Regions from separate parts of the Homo sapiens genome. Here region 1 is linked to region 2. The links are chromatin contacts, found by Hi-C or POLR2A ChIA-PET in ENCODE. All regions are on one chromosome and are shown on one strand. The core of a region is the stretch at or near the end of the contact, and the rest is flanking DNA. Distances in the headings are between cores, read along the strand shown. Region 1 overlaps SAMMSON (survival associated mitochondrial melanoma specific oncogenic non-coding RNA). Region 2 holds the start of SAMMSON (survival associated mitochondrial melanoma specific oncogenic non-coding RNA).

Region 1 (6,617 bases), core at 2,615-5,114, 65 kb after region 2:
TCTGCTATCTATTGATAGATACTTAGGCTTCAAATTAATTTGAAGGTTATCCTGGGGAAAATATTATGATGGCTTATTATTTCCATCACCTCCTATTTGCTGTCACAACTTGGGGGGAGATGCTACTGGCATCTGGTAGGCAGAGGCCAGGGATGCTGTTAAACATCCTACAATGCACAGGACAGTCCCCACAGCAAAGAATGATCTGGCCCAACATGTCAATAGTGCTTCAGTACCCTGATCTAGACATAGAAAAACTTGGACTGAGTTTGGGAATCTGAGCAGTCCATATTAGCAAAGCTTAGAATATGTACATATGAAAGGGAATAATGGGTTAGACAGGCCATACTGTAGAGGGTCATGGATGTAGGTCAGTGGAAGTCTGTACTTAAGTAGTGGAGAAAAGATGAGAGGAAGAGGGAGTGAGTGGGAGTGGAAAATTATCTGGATATTTTAGATTGGAAGTCGTGAGAGCTTAAACTGGAGACGATGCCAATGAAAATGGAGGAAAAAGGATGTATGCCAAGATGCAGACATCCATGCATAAAAGGATGTATATCCTGACTTCAGGAGGAGAGGGAAGGCCATTCCAAAGGTGGTAGCTTTGGCAGTGGTGCTGCCATTCATGAGTAATAGACAAGGCAGGAAGAGGGATTTGGGGGAGAAAAATGAATTTGGGTTTGCGTGTGTTGTGGTTGAGATACCGACAGGACCTCCAGTTGGGACTGCCTAGCAGGCGAATGCAACTGTGAGTCAGGAGCTCAGAGCCATGACCAAGTCTAGGGACCATGCTAACATCTTTGTTCTAAGCCAGAGGTCCTAAATTGGCAACCTGTGGGCCCCATCTGGACTACAGATGTGTTTTGTTTGGCCTGCGTAATGTTTAAAAAATCTTTAAGATTTGTAACAACATACACATCGAGAGACTGCATATAAAAACCCATCTTTTCTGCTTGTCTTGAAATATCAGAGCATCTGGCAATTCTGGGTTCTCGTTTCTGCATGGGCAAAGCCTGAGCTGAGGCTTGGCTGCCCACTTTCCACAGGGCATGATGTCTCCAGTTTGCCTCAATCCCCACCATGCCCTGTTAAATGTCACCTGGCCAGCCCACCTCCCAAGTTTACTTTACCTGCCTAAAATTTGCGTTTGCAACGCCTGGGTTAGGTTATGACTGTATCAGATGCTAGCTCCCTCCGCATCTACCCACGGCTACATTCATTCCCCTTGTGTCTCCTCAAGTGTGCCTTATGCCTTCAGCATCTCTGGTTACCCTCTCAGGGTTTTCTTTTGCTGTAGATATGCACAGGTCTCTTGTCACTTGCAACAGCTTCACTTGATTCTGCCATCTCCCAAGTTCTTTTTTCCTTTGACTCATTCATTTTGTTGAATGAATAAATGATTCTATGTGTAAACAAACCAGCTGCTTACACTTATGTCTTTGGAACCCCCAGACTCCCATTCGTTCTCTGCAGTATTTTTGATCCCTGGCCTTAGTCTTCACCATTCTACAGGCAAACCCTCCACAGTGATCATCCAGCAGCCAAGTGCGTTGGTTTTTTCTTCTCTCTAAGCACATTGCAACCCCATAGTCTGTGTGCCACTGTTTCCTCTGCCCATGGTGCTGAGACACCCGCATGGCCCGTTTCCCCACTTCATTCATGCCCATACAAATAATAATATCGGCATGTTAAGGAGGCCTCTCCTGACCCCACTGTCTAAGAAGGCCCCTCTCCCCATGGCATGCTCTTTCTCCTTGCCCTGTTTTATTTTCTTCACAACATCTGCCACCACCTGACATTATATTAAGTAGAACCACATGAGAATGCACATTTTGTAGGTCAAAACCGGACAAATACTGGCAATTTCTTGTGGTTTGATTTAACATATTAATTTGCTCATTTTCTATCCTCTCCTCCTTAAAATGTAAGCTCATTGAGGACAGACTCTGGTTTGCTCACTGTTCTATCCTCAGGCCCCAGAACAGTAGCAGGCACATAGTGGATGCTCAGTACATATTTGTCAGACACAAACATTTTGAGATGCTCTTCATGATCTTTCTGTAGCAGTCACCAATAACCATAATCTCTTTGATATTGCACTGCTCTTCTGTCATTGTGACTTTTATCCTCCCTCTAATGTCTCCTCTCTGCCCATTCTCTGGCTTCTCACATCACTCCTTTCCAAAGGGGAATGTCCCAAAACGTTCAGGCCTGGCTGGCTGTTTCGCTCTGCCATTTCTTGCCTCCTCTGAAAGTCAGTCGTCCTCATGTGTTCATCTCTGAGTTTGGTGTAAATGACTTCCACATCTGTACCTGCAGCCGTGAGCTCAGTCCAAAGTGAGCAGTTAGTATTGGCATCAGTTGCATATTGGACATTCTATTTTGGGTTGCCCATATCTTCAGAAATACAGTATTCCAAAAATTTACATCTTCCTTTATTTTTGAAAATGTTGACTTCATCACCTGGTGTCCCTTCTGCCCTTCACTACAAAACTGAAGCACTTGGGAAGTTCTTTGTCTCCTGCTTTGTCTGCAGGGACCCTCTTCCTTCTGTCACCAGCCCCCCCCACCCCCGCCGCATTGACTTTCCTTGAAATGCTTCTCACATTGGTCCCTTTCTTTTCTTTCTCTTGACAAATATCTTGATTAATGCTAGAGCCTTTTATCTCACTGCTTCGTACCTTTTCCCTCAACCCTGCACATTGAGAACAGATTAACTTTTGTATAATATTTGAATAGGTTCATTATTCTACACCAAATATATCTTTAGACCCACCTGCAACTTTGTGAATATTTTGGTCTTTTTCCAGCCTGCTTTTCAAATCCCATTTCCTGTGATGCCTTCTGAACCGCTTAGCTCTCCAACCCCATTGGATTCCTTGCTCTTGCTTGAAGATGCAGCACATATTCCCAGTGGCAGCAGCCCTAGGTGTTCTGGGAGGCTAGCCCTTCTTGAGATCCCCATCAGCTTCTCTTCTTTTAGGTAGGATCCGTGTGCCTCCTCTGCAAACATAGCTGCAAAGAATTACATCTTTGAGCAGCCCTTCCCCCGCAAACAGATTTTCATCTGAAGTCCCTCCTACAGAGAAATTCTAGAGCTGCCACTGCATATCCCTGTCTCCATCTTTGCTGACTTTGTTTCCTTCCCCCAGAAACTCCTTTCTGTGAATCAAATCCTTATCACAGGAGACAGTACAGGAGAGTGGTTCAGAGCATGAGTTATGGTGTCCAGGTAACTGGAGCTTGAGTCTTAACCTTTTACACTCCCTTGCTGGGTTACCCATCAGCAAAATTCAGCTGTTTAATGAAGGCAATATTTGTAAAGGGCTTAGCACAGTGCCTGGCATATCTTAAGTATCATTAGCATCAGCATCATCATTCTTCATCATAATTTAAGGGCCACTGTCTACAGTAAATCTTTTCCTACAAGGTCAGTCCTCAGATCTCACCTCCTAATTCCTATTGCACTTCTTGTCTGGGCTATTCAGAATACATCCACTTTACATTTCATGATTATATGACTAGGTTGTAAGCTCTCAGAGGGCTGGAACCATGTCTTACCCTTCTGTGGGTCCAGTTCTAAGTGCCAGATCTATACATGGCTTTCCACAAATATCTGTGGGATAAAAAATTATTTGAGACTGTGAATGAAGCACAAAGCTGTATTAAAACAGAGTTCCAGTGCCTTGTCATTTAATCAGAAGGAAAATGCCCTGTGTTTCTGTCTATTGTGCTGTCTTAAAATAGGAATAATGAAATATACCAAGTACGTACTAATTTGGCAGTCATTCTCAGAAATCTGGGACTTTACACTTTAATTAAGCACTTGTAGTTAAGCGTTTGGCCAGAAGATGGTGCAGTGTTCAAGGGATCCTTCTCTCTCAAAGTCAAAACTGATTTTCAAGGAATAATATTGCAATCCGACCAAGTCTATAAAGAAATGGGAGAAAGTGATGCCAGTTCAGCTTTGACACCATCCTAGGGCTTAGCAAGTGTCATGCTTTCATGTAGTTTCTTCCTTCCTACTGCCTAGCATAATGAGCTGGAGGACTCTTCTAATTAGCTAAATATTATTGTACATCAGAGTGGGGCCATGCTTCCTGTACATTCTTATTTGGGTTTTGCCAGCCAAGGGAAGAAAGCTGTTAGAGGCAGGAGCAGATGTAAGGAAGGCACAAAACATGCCAAGAAGTCATGGCGCGTCTTTGCTATTGGATGAGTCATTTTACTTCTCATGTTTTTATTCTGATATTAGTAGGAATTCTTCAAGTCAATATGTCTTACTGGAAAAATCTTTTGTGTGTGGTGTGTGTATGCATGGCGTGTGTACAGTGTGTATGTCAAAGTTTTCTCTACCCCTGAAAAAGTTATATAAATAGGATTTGATTGCTAAAATATCCAACGTAAAATGCAGACTGACATAATCTTCTCATTATTATTATCTTTAATGCAATGTAATGTACTGAGCCAGAAAAATAATACTGCAGTTTGATTTCAGATGTGCTGTTTACATTGGTTGGAAACTAATTTAAAGAAGAAGACTCAAAGTTGGTGCTGATCAGCCATCTTTTATCAAGTTTGTGTATCATACACTTGTTCCATTTTTTTATTTTTTTTGCTATGTAAAGTCTTCTGAAAATTGAAAACTAATTTATTATCATGTAGTTATTAGCACAATCACAAAAGAGGTCACTGGTCTTTCCTTTAATTTCTGTCACAGGCTGCAGGCCGTATTATGCTAAATCAAGGATACGGGGAGATAATTAACATAGCAACTCTGGCAATTTTAATAGGTGAGTGATGAACATTTAGAGTTTGGCTTCGAAATCCATGTCTTAATTACCACCCGCCTGCGTGCAGTGACGAGGATGGGGCTCTAGCACACCTATTACAGATACAGTCTGTTGGGCCAAAGTTTTCATGAGTTGTCCATAAAACTATTATTAGATTGAGAGACTTCAAGGCAAGAAAGAAAGAAAAGTGCTTTGTGTTTTGTTTTTTTTAGAAAAAAAAATGTGAGAAATCTGAAGCCATTCCAATGTGTGCCTCTTTCAGAAGTATCCACTCTACTGCAAGAGTTCTCCCTGGGGGGCTGTTGTCCTCTGTGGGACATATGGTACCGTCTAGAGACATTTTTGGTTGTCACATCTGGGGGAGGATGCTATTTGCATCTCGTGGGTAGAAGCCAGGGATCCTGCTAAACCTCCTACAATGCACAGCACAGCCACCCCCACAACACACACACAATAAAAAATTGGCCCCAAATGTTAATAGCGCCAAGGTGCAGAAACCCTGCCCCAGAACTGCCCACTCCATCCCTTGTTATTTTTCACCGCTGGTTGCCAACAGGTGTCACCGCAGGCCCATTTCTATCTGCAGCATTATCAAAGAGAGTCCATAAACTCTTGTAACATATGGAACGAAATCCCAACTGCAAAGCTTTTGTGGAAGGCAGTTACATGCTGGTGAGCTGAGGCCTATGTAACCAAAATTGATCAATTACACAAATTAAGCATAGCCCTTAAGGAATTTATTTTATTGGTCTGGACATCTGTTGCAGTATTGTCCAAATCCAAAACTCAAATGGTGCCTCGGGTTGCCAAGTTAGGCAAGAAAATCTAGTAGCTATAAAAGTACAACTGAAAACCCTATATTAATATCACGTCCATCTGCTGAATGTTACATAAATATGCAGACTTTTTATTTTCCTTGGGAATAACATTTATTTTTACAGTGCCCAGTTTGACATTCTTATGACATTCTGTTCAGTTTATTACATTGTAACTTCAAATGTTTCTTCAAAAATGCATTTATAATGTTGTTGTTAATCTTTTTTCAAGGGTCTGTACCACCTGTTTAACTTATAGTTAAATAGAGAAGTCCTTTTTCTTATAGGAAGAATGGGAAATCTTTGGACAAAGAGTCTCAGAAAAGATTTTGAGTAACACTTGTGTAGTGTAAAGGGAAATTATATAACAGCCATGAATGCTAATATTCCATCCTGCTCTTTTACAAGTTGAAATGTAATCTCCATTTTAAACTAAATTAGCATCATTTCCAAACAGAGTATCATATTTATATCAGATTTATACAACCACATCAGATTACTATTAACATGTAAAATAGTCTCTTTTATGCTGCTGGTAAAAAATAGATTGAAGAGAATGATTTGATTTCCACTTTAATGTCAGGGATTTAAATTAATCTGAGTGGACATGTTTAGGTTGAGAGTTGCTCCAACATTGAAGAAACAGCAGGTAGGGGCGGCTTTACCTTAAGAACCTGTTGTGATCCTGGCACGAAGAAAACCTTGCAGTTATAAAAGTACATCTGAAAATCATGATGTTCCTATCATGTCCATCTGCCGAATGTTAAATAAATATGTTGGTTGGTTATTTAAATATGTTCAGTGGCTAAGCCAACTGGAAAATTATAGGATATGTGTAGGAAAACTTAGAGGACATTTTTCTTCATGTTTTTCCCCTTCATTCTCAGTCTATATATTCAGGAAAACACTTTTTAGTAGTCAATTGTTGAAAGAATTCTAATCTAATAATAAGACCATCTAGAAGGGTCAGGGAAACTTAAAAGCAAAACCAGAACTGAACAAACAAACA
Region 2 (6,116 bases), core at 1,981-4,480:
AAAAAACTAAAGCCGACATGGCCTCTTGTCTCTGTCCCCGACTCAACACCTGAACCATATATATATATTATTCTGCTTCTCTACAGAGGTCAACTGGCACGTGTGTTTATTTATATGCAAAGATCCTCAATTGGCTGCCCCAGAAAGAGACAGCATGTGCAGAAAAGATTTAGAGAGATCCCAAATGGGACACAGAGAGAACGCAATTGGTTGTCATTTATCAATGAATCAGCTCCTCAGGAATGAGATGTCTGTCCTTGTCCTGATCAGCTATGATAGGGATAGAGCCACCTTGCAAGACTTTTTTCTCTTTAATCAATAAAGAAGTTGTGAGTTGGGCACCCTTTCCATAATTTCTCTATTTTTGGTAATTTGGGTGGAATTTTATTTCTCATGCAGTGTATCCAACTCTGATTTTCTCTCTCTCAATTCCACATTATAGATAGTTAAGCATCAGTTATACAATCACCCCTAATATTTATTAAGGACATTCTTAAATGGGGCAATGTATTGATTACTTTTTATTTATTTTTTATTATACTTTAAGTTCTAGGGTACATGTGCACAACTTGCAGGTTTGTTACGTATGTATACATGTGCCATGTTGGTGTGCTGCACCCATTAACTCATCATTTACGTTAGGTATATGTATAGATTACTTTTTAAAGTAGTTATTAGTCTCTTTGTGATGGAGTGGCTCAGAATATTATACACCTGAAGATTCTCTCTTATCAATGACCAGCCGTGAACATCCTCAGTGTGACACCTTGAAAAAAGAATTTACATCTGAATCTGTGTTTTATGCTTCTAGTCAATCTACCAACTTTTGGTACCACTATACTTAAAATACTACAAGGAACAACATAATCTGTGCCCTCAAGGAGTTTTAATCTGGAGTGAATCATGACATATATAAGATTTTAACATTTTCTCCAAGCCCAGCTGTGAAATGAATAACTAAATTGGCTCCTCAAAACAACAACAAAAAAATGCCTTTAAAATATCTTCTGTTAGCTTGCATGCAAAAGTTTTAACTACTCTCTTCCTAACTAACTCTTTTCTGGCGAGGTTATGCTTTAGCTGCCACCACTCAGGAAAGCATTATAATTGTAGCACTAGCTTAGCCAAAAGGCCAAGTTTTTGCTTTAGGATAAACTTGTTAAAATTGGGAACTCAGCCAGGGTCATGCATCTAAGAACATTGTGAAAGCATCTTAGGGTTGTTCATCTAGCTATGGTCTAATTAATTTTCAAATGGACAAAGTAGTTTCTTGGGCCATATAACAAGCATTTTCATTCATTTAAGTGAAGCTGGATTTGGCTCAAAGCAGGGTCATGAGAAATTCTAATGGCTCCTTCTCTTCTTTGTGTGTCCTCAGGAGAGCTTCCTCGATGTCAACAATGCAAGATTTGTGCTGCGGGCAATTGGAGTAGAATCAGCTTCCTGAGAGCCAAGTTCTTTGACTTCCCCTAGAAGGAAAGGGTATGGAACCAAGCATATGGGAAGGCTCTCTAGGCCCTTTTACATTATTGGATTTAGCTACGCTCACATAATGAAATTGTTGAGATTGTTTAAACCTTCTGCAGGGACTTCTGTTAGCAGAAAAGAAACTTGTACTAAAGCCATAAGAAGATTGTATTATAGATATAATGGAATCTTTTTTATCTTTTGCCTGGTTTTCTGCACAGGACTGACATATTTTTCTGGGCATGAAGCCAAAGGTCTATTTAATTTCTACTTAAAATTTCCCATGGCCACTAATACTCTCCCCCTAGATAGCTGCTTTATAAATGAATAAATAAAGACAAAGCCACTAGAAAGGTTGTGAATCCTTGTAAGCTTTTTTTTTTTAAGGTGGCTATTTTGCACTCCAATAACATCTATAAAAAGCGTGTTCCTGAATCTTTAGGACAATGCTTCACTGCTATCAATCAAACTTCCGTAAAATATTGAACTTATCTTTGTCCTAAGACCACAGCCATGATTAAATAAGACTTGAATATAAAAATGCAGGTTTACTTGCATCAGATGAGTTCTCGTGAACATATGAGGTTATATCACTCCTATTTTTACTGCATTTAGGATTTTTGAGTGGTAATAATGTTTTTCAATTTAAAACTGACTTATTTTTATTTTTCTAGGAGGTTTTTGCCAATTAGGTGACAGGTTTTTTTTGTTTGTTGTTTTGTTTTTGTTTTTGTTTTTGAGAGAGAGAGAGAGCAAGAGTGAGAGAGAGATTGAAGTCGGGGAGAGAACCCAGATGTTAGAAACTGGCCCAAGCAGTCAGCTTCTCATAAAGGACCATCCTGACAGTTTGACTGTAAAAAAGGCACCCCATTGAGCACTACATGTTCCAGGAAATGGCTGGCCACGGAAAACCTTCTGTTCCTAGCATTCATTTCCAGAATGTCCCCAGACTGCTTGTTTGCTCCCTCCCAGCCAACAAAGGGCAGTCAAATGTACCTGAAGATCAATTAGAAAGTCACCCTGGCTTCCAGAAATCTCACCTTTATAGAACCCTCAGCAGTCAGAGGCTGTCTCAGCCTATCCTTTTTTATTCTATAAAAATCACTCTCCTCTCTAACACCCGGGAACCCTGCTGAAACGAAACTGACAGCAGATGGGTTCCCTTGCCATCAATTTATGAATAAACAGCCTTTGTTCATTTTGTCTCGAACTTAGTTTTGTCTTTGACAGATGTAACCATGACTTAAAGCAATACCCGGCTTGTAGAAGAAGTATTTACTTATTCAACAAATATCTACTAAGTACCTACTAAGTGCCAGGCACTATTCTCAGCACTGAGACGTAAGATACGTAATTTGTCATTGGTGACTCACTTCTTGTGAATCCAAGAGCTCCATAAATAGTGGTCATTTATTATTAACAATCCTTTCTGAGATAAAAACCTGCTTTTTATAGTTTACGGAGAAGTAGCTTTTGTTTTATAAGTGTAACTGCAACCAAATAGTTCCCACATGATATCATAGCCCACTTGTGATACGGGAGTACCGGGAACGGAAGAGCGTGGTCCCTTTAAATGATACGGAAGTGGGGAAGGGAAGTGAGGGGTAGAGGAAGGCGGGTCCCTGGCTCGGCTCTACCCCCATGGATCTAGGTGAGGACAGGCGCTCCTGCTTTCCCGCCCAAATGTTGTATTTTCCAAGCCTACCCTTGCCGGCCACGCCCCCAACCTGGGCCTATAAAAACCGCCCCCCGCAGGCCCTAGCGGGCAGACACACTGAAGTCGCTAGACATTTGAGGAACACATCCGGGGAAGAAGACACAGGTGGCTGGTCATGGAGAGCCCGCTGGGGGAAGAGCACACAGACAGGCACCGGCAGGCCATTGACCAGCGGGACAAGGTGGAGTTTGGCTGGGGCAGTGGGAGGAGAGCTGGGGCCGCCGAGCTGCCCTACTCCAGGGGAAAACCACCTCCCTTCTCGCTCCCCCATCACCGGAGAGCTACTTCCACTCAATACAACTTTGCACTCATTCTCCAAGCCACGTGTGACCAATTTTTCCGGTACACCAAGGCGAGAAATCCGGGGATACAGAAAGCCCTCTGTCCTTGCGATAAGGTAGAGGGTCCAATTGAGCTAACACAAGCTGCCTATAGACGGCAAACTAAGAGAGCACCCAGTAACACACGCCTGCTGGGGCTTCAGGAGCACACACGTCCACTGGGGCTTCGGGAGCTGTAAACAGTCAGCCCTAGACACTGTCGTGGGATCGGAGCCCCACAGCCTGCCTGTCTGTATGCTCCTCTAGAGGTCTGAGCAGCGGGGCGCTGAAGAAACGAGCCACACTCCCATCACACGCCCTGAGAGGAGGACAAGGGAACCCGTACCGTTTCACTTGTGATAGAGATAAAGTTATTATTGTTGTAATTTTAACTTATAGAACTATAATATAATGGTACAATGATATATATTGACAATATTCCTCTTTCACCCACATTTTGTATCTGTGTTCAAGATTAAATGAAAAAGGATATTCTCAAAAAGCTAGCAAAACCAAAAGCAAGACGTTATGCCAAATGTAAACATATTTCTGTTTAGCAAATAGCAGGAGTGTATAAAACATTTCTCTTTTCACATAACAGAATGTTCTATGCTTACTGTATTAGTTAACAAATTCAAGTCTGTTTATTTTGTTTGAAATTCCACTTCATCCATAAATTACAGCATTACACAATAACACCAGAAGGACAATATCACCATTGTTTGCTTTTACAGTCATCTCAGCCCACAAAATGCTTCCCATTGTCAGCTTGCTATCATCAAGCTATTGTTGTTTTCCTCTTTCTGGGGTCTTGTATTAATATCATTCAAATTATTTAGACACTCAACAGTGTTTTTGCTATCAGTGCAAACCTCTAAAGAGCTGGAGCCCCAGCGTGATGACCAAATAACCCTTGACTATTTATCTTGCCGTAAGTCATTATTTCCTGAGGCCCTGGAGAAGCTGTGTTGCCATGTGTGCACTGCAGGGACGGGGAGCTTCTCCTGCCGGAGCTGGTTTGTTCCACTGGACAATGAGCCCTTTTCTGCTTGGCTCTCTGTATGGGCACATACACAATGAGGCGGTTTAGGGAAGAGGGGTGATGTGGGTCATTGATAACAACAATCCCCGAACTTCTTAAAGAATTGTTGAGCCCCCTAAAAATATGTTGTCTTTATGAATTATCCTTAACCCTTTTTAATTGCATAAAAACTTCAGGCACTTGAAAAAAATTAAAAAACGAAAAGTAAGTCTGTCTCTAGTATCCCTCTTCTCCTTTGTAGAATTACATCCTTTATTCACTCTGCCACTATTTATTATGTGCCTCCTGTGTGTAAGACATACTGTTAGTCATTGGAAATACAGAAATGAATGGGACAGACACACTTCTTGCCCTCATGGAACTTAGGGCCTAATGGGAGATACAATGTTAAGGTTGTTTCTAGTGTTTTTTTTTTTTTTTAAGAATATGTTCTACATGTATACATGTAATATGTATTCTCTCCCATTTTTAAAAAACATAAATGGTGGTTTACTATGTGTACGCTTTTTGGTTTTGCATTATTCTTTTAACAGTATGTAGAGGATGCATTTTCTACTGTATAGTGTTCTGTCCCCCTTAAATAGCACTCTGATTTTATTTTGGGGGGGAATCACGACTTTCTAATTTTGCATACTCCTTGTGGGATTGTAAATCAGGTCCCCTGTCCTCAAGTAGCCAATGGTTAGGTATGCAACCCAGCTTATCTCTCTTTAGACTCAATCTCAAGCAGATCCAGAGTTACTCAGGATCAGAACAATATTTGAAAGGCATTACCAGAATCCAGACAAGATGATGGAGCAATACCTGATGCCCAGTGGTCTAGGGTAGCCGATTCCTGTTCTGCTCTCCAGGCTCCTGTCCATTCTGTGGATCAACTCATATTGCTCCAATTCATTTTGTTTTGCTTGCATAAGCCAGAATTAACTTCTGTTGCTTGTAAACAAAGAGAGTTAACCAAAGACATACAGTATATCAGAGTATAGAGACCTACTTTACTCTCGGTCATTGCCTGCATGAGTCTTCTTTATATGGATGTATCACAGTTTATTTAACCACTCCCTTGTAAGTGGACATTTAAGTCTAGTGTTCTGTAAATAAAAGGTCAGAATATACGTCTGTATACAGTATATATTCTTGCATATCCACCTTTGGACAGATGTGTGAATGTGTTTTGTAGAAATACATTTGTAGAAATGCAACTGCTGGGTCAAAGAATTAGTAGATTTTTAATAACATCAAACAGCGTTGAAGGCCCCCATATAAGAATAACAACTACTGACTGAAGACATAACTAATTAAAAAAATTAATTACAGCTTATTTGTAATAACTTCTTATTGTCACTGAGTGAAAAGGTAATTCTCGTTGAATTTACGAAAAGTGACTAATAGGAAATTTAGAAAACTCAGAGAATATATAAAAACACAAAGAAAAGCCAGCCACCAAGTCGCTTATAATTCTCTCACCAACAGTGGCAGAATTACATTTAGTCATCATCATTATTCTTACATCCAGTTTTATAGTTATTTTTGAAGAGGATTATTATCAACTATCAACTCTGTCATAGCTGGA

What was found. Hi-C counts contacts between places; a loop is a spot of excess contacts on that map. ChIA-PET counts read pairs that join two places held with the same protein, here RNA polymerase II (POLR2A). Pooled maps may share reads with other maps.
Region 1: a map of ascending aorta shows a loop between it and region 2 (2.3-fold over the local background). The contact joins the enhancer-like site here to the promoter of SAMMSON in region 2. A Hi-C loop is called at or near these places in 5 of 168 maps with a recorded cell type or tissue (aorta, ascending aorta, dorsolateral prefrontal cortex and 2 more) and 5 of 50 pooled maps. POLR2A ChIA-PET finds 5 or more read pairs at or near these places in 1 of 52 experiments (GM12878).

The regions. Positions count from the first base shown.
Region 1 is chr3:70,060,526-70,067,142 of GRCh38, forward strand. It overlaps SAMMSON (survival associated mitochondrial melanoma specific oncogenic non-coding RNA), which reads left to right. Exons shown (of 5, transcript NR_190186.1): 4 at 4,721-4,793. Among named protein-coding and RNA genes, the nearest start is that of SAMMSON, 64 kb to the left of the region's middle. Within about 2 kb of position 3,865, at least 3 of the 41 ENCODE cell types and tissues checked have a DNase peak (open chromatin) inside an H3K27ac peak, as active enhancers do; they include ascending aorta and dorsolateral prefrontal cortex, where a contact is called at or near this core.
Region 2 is chr3:69,996,503-70,002,618 of GRCh38, forward strand. It overlaps SAMMSON (survival associated mitochondrial melanoma specific oncogenic non-coding RNA), which reads left to right and starts at 3,231. Exons shown (of 5, transcript NR_190186.1): 1 at 3,231-3,365.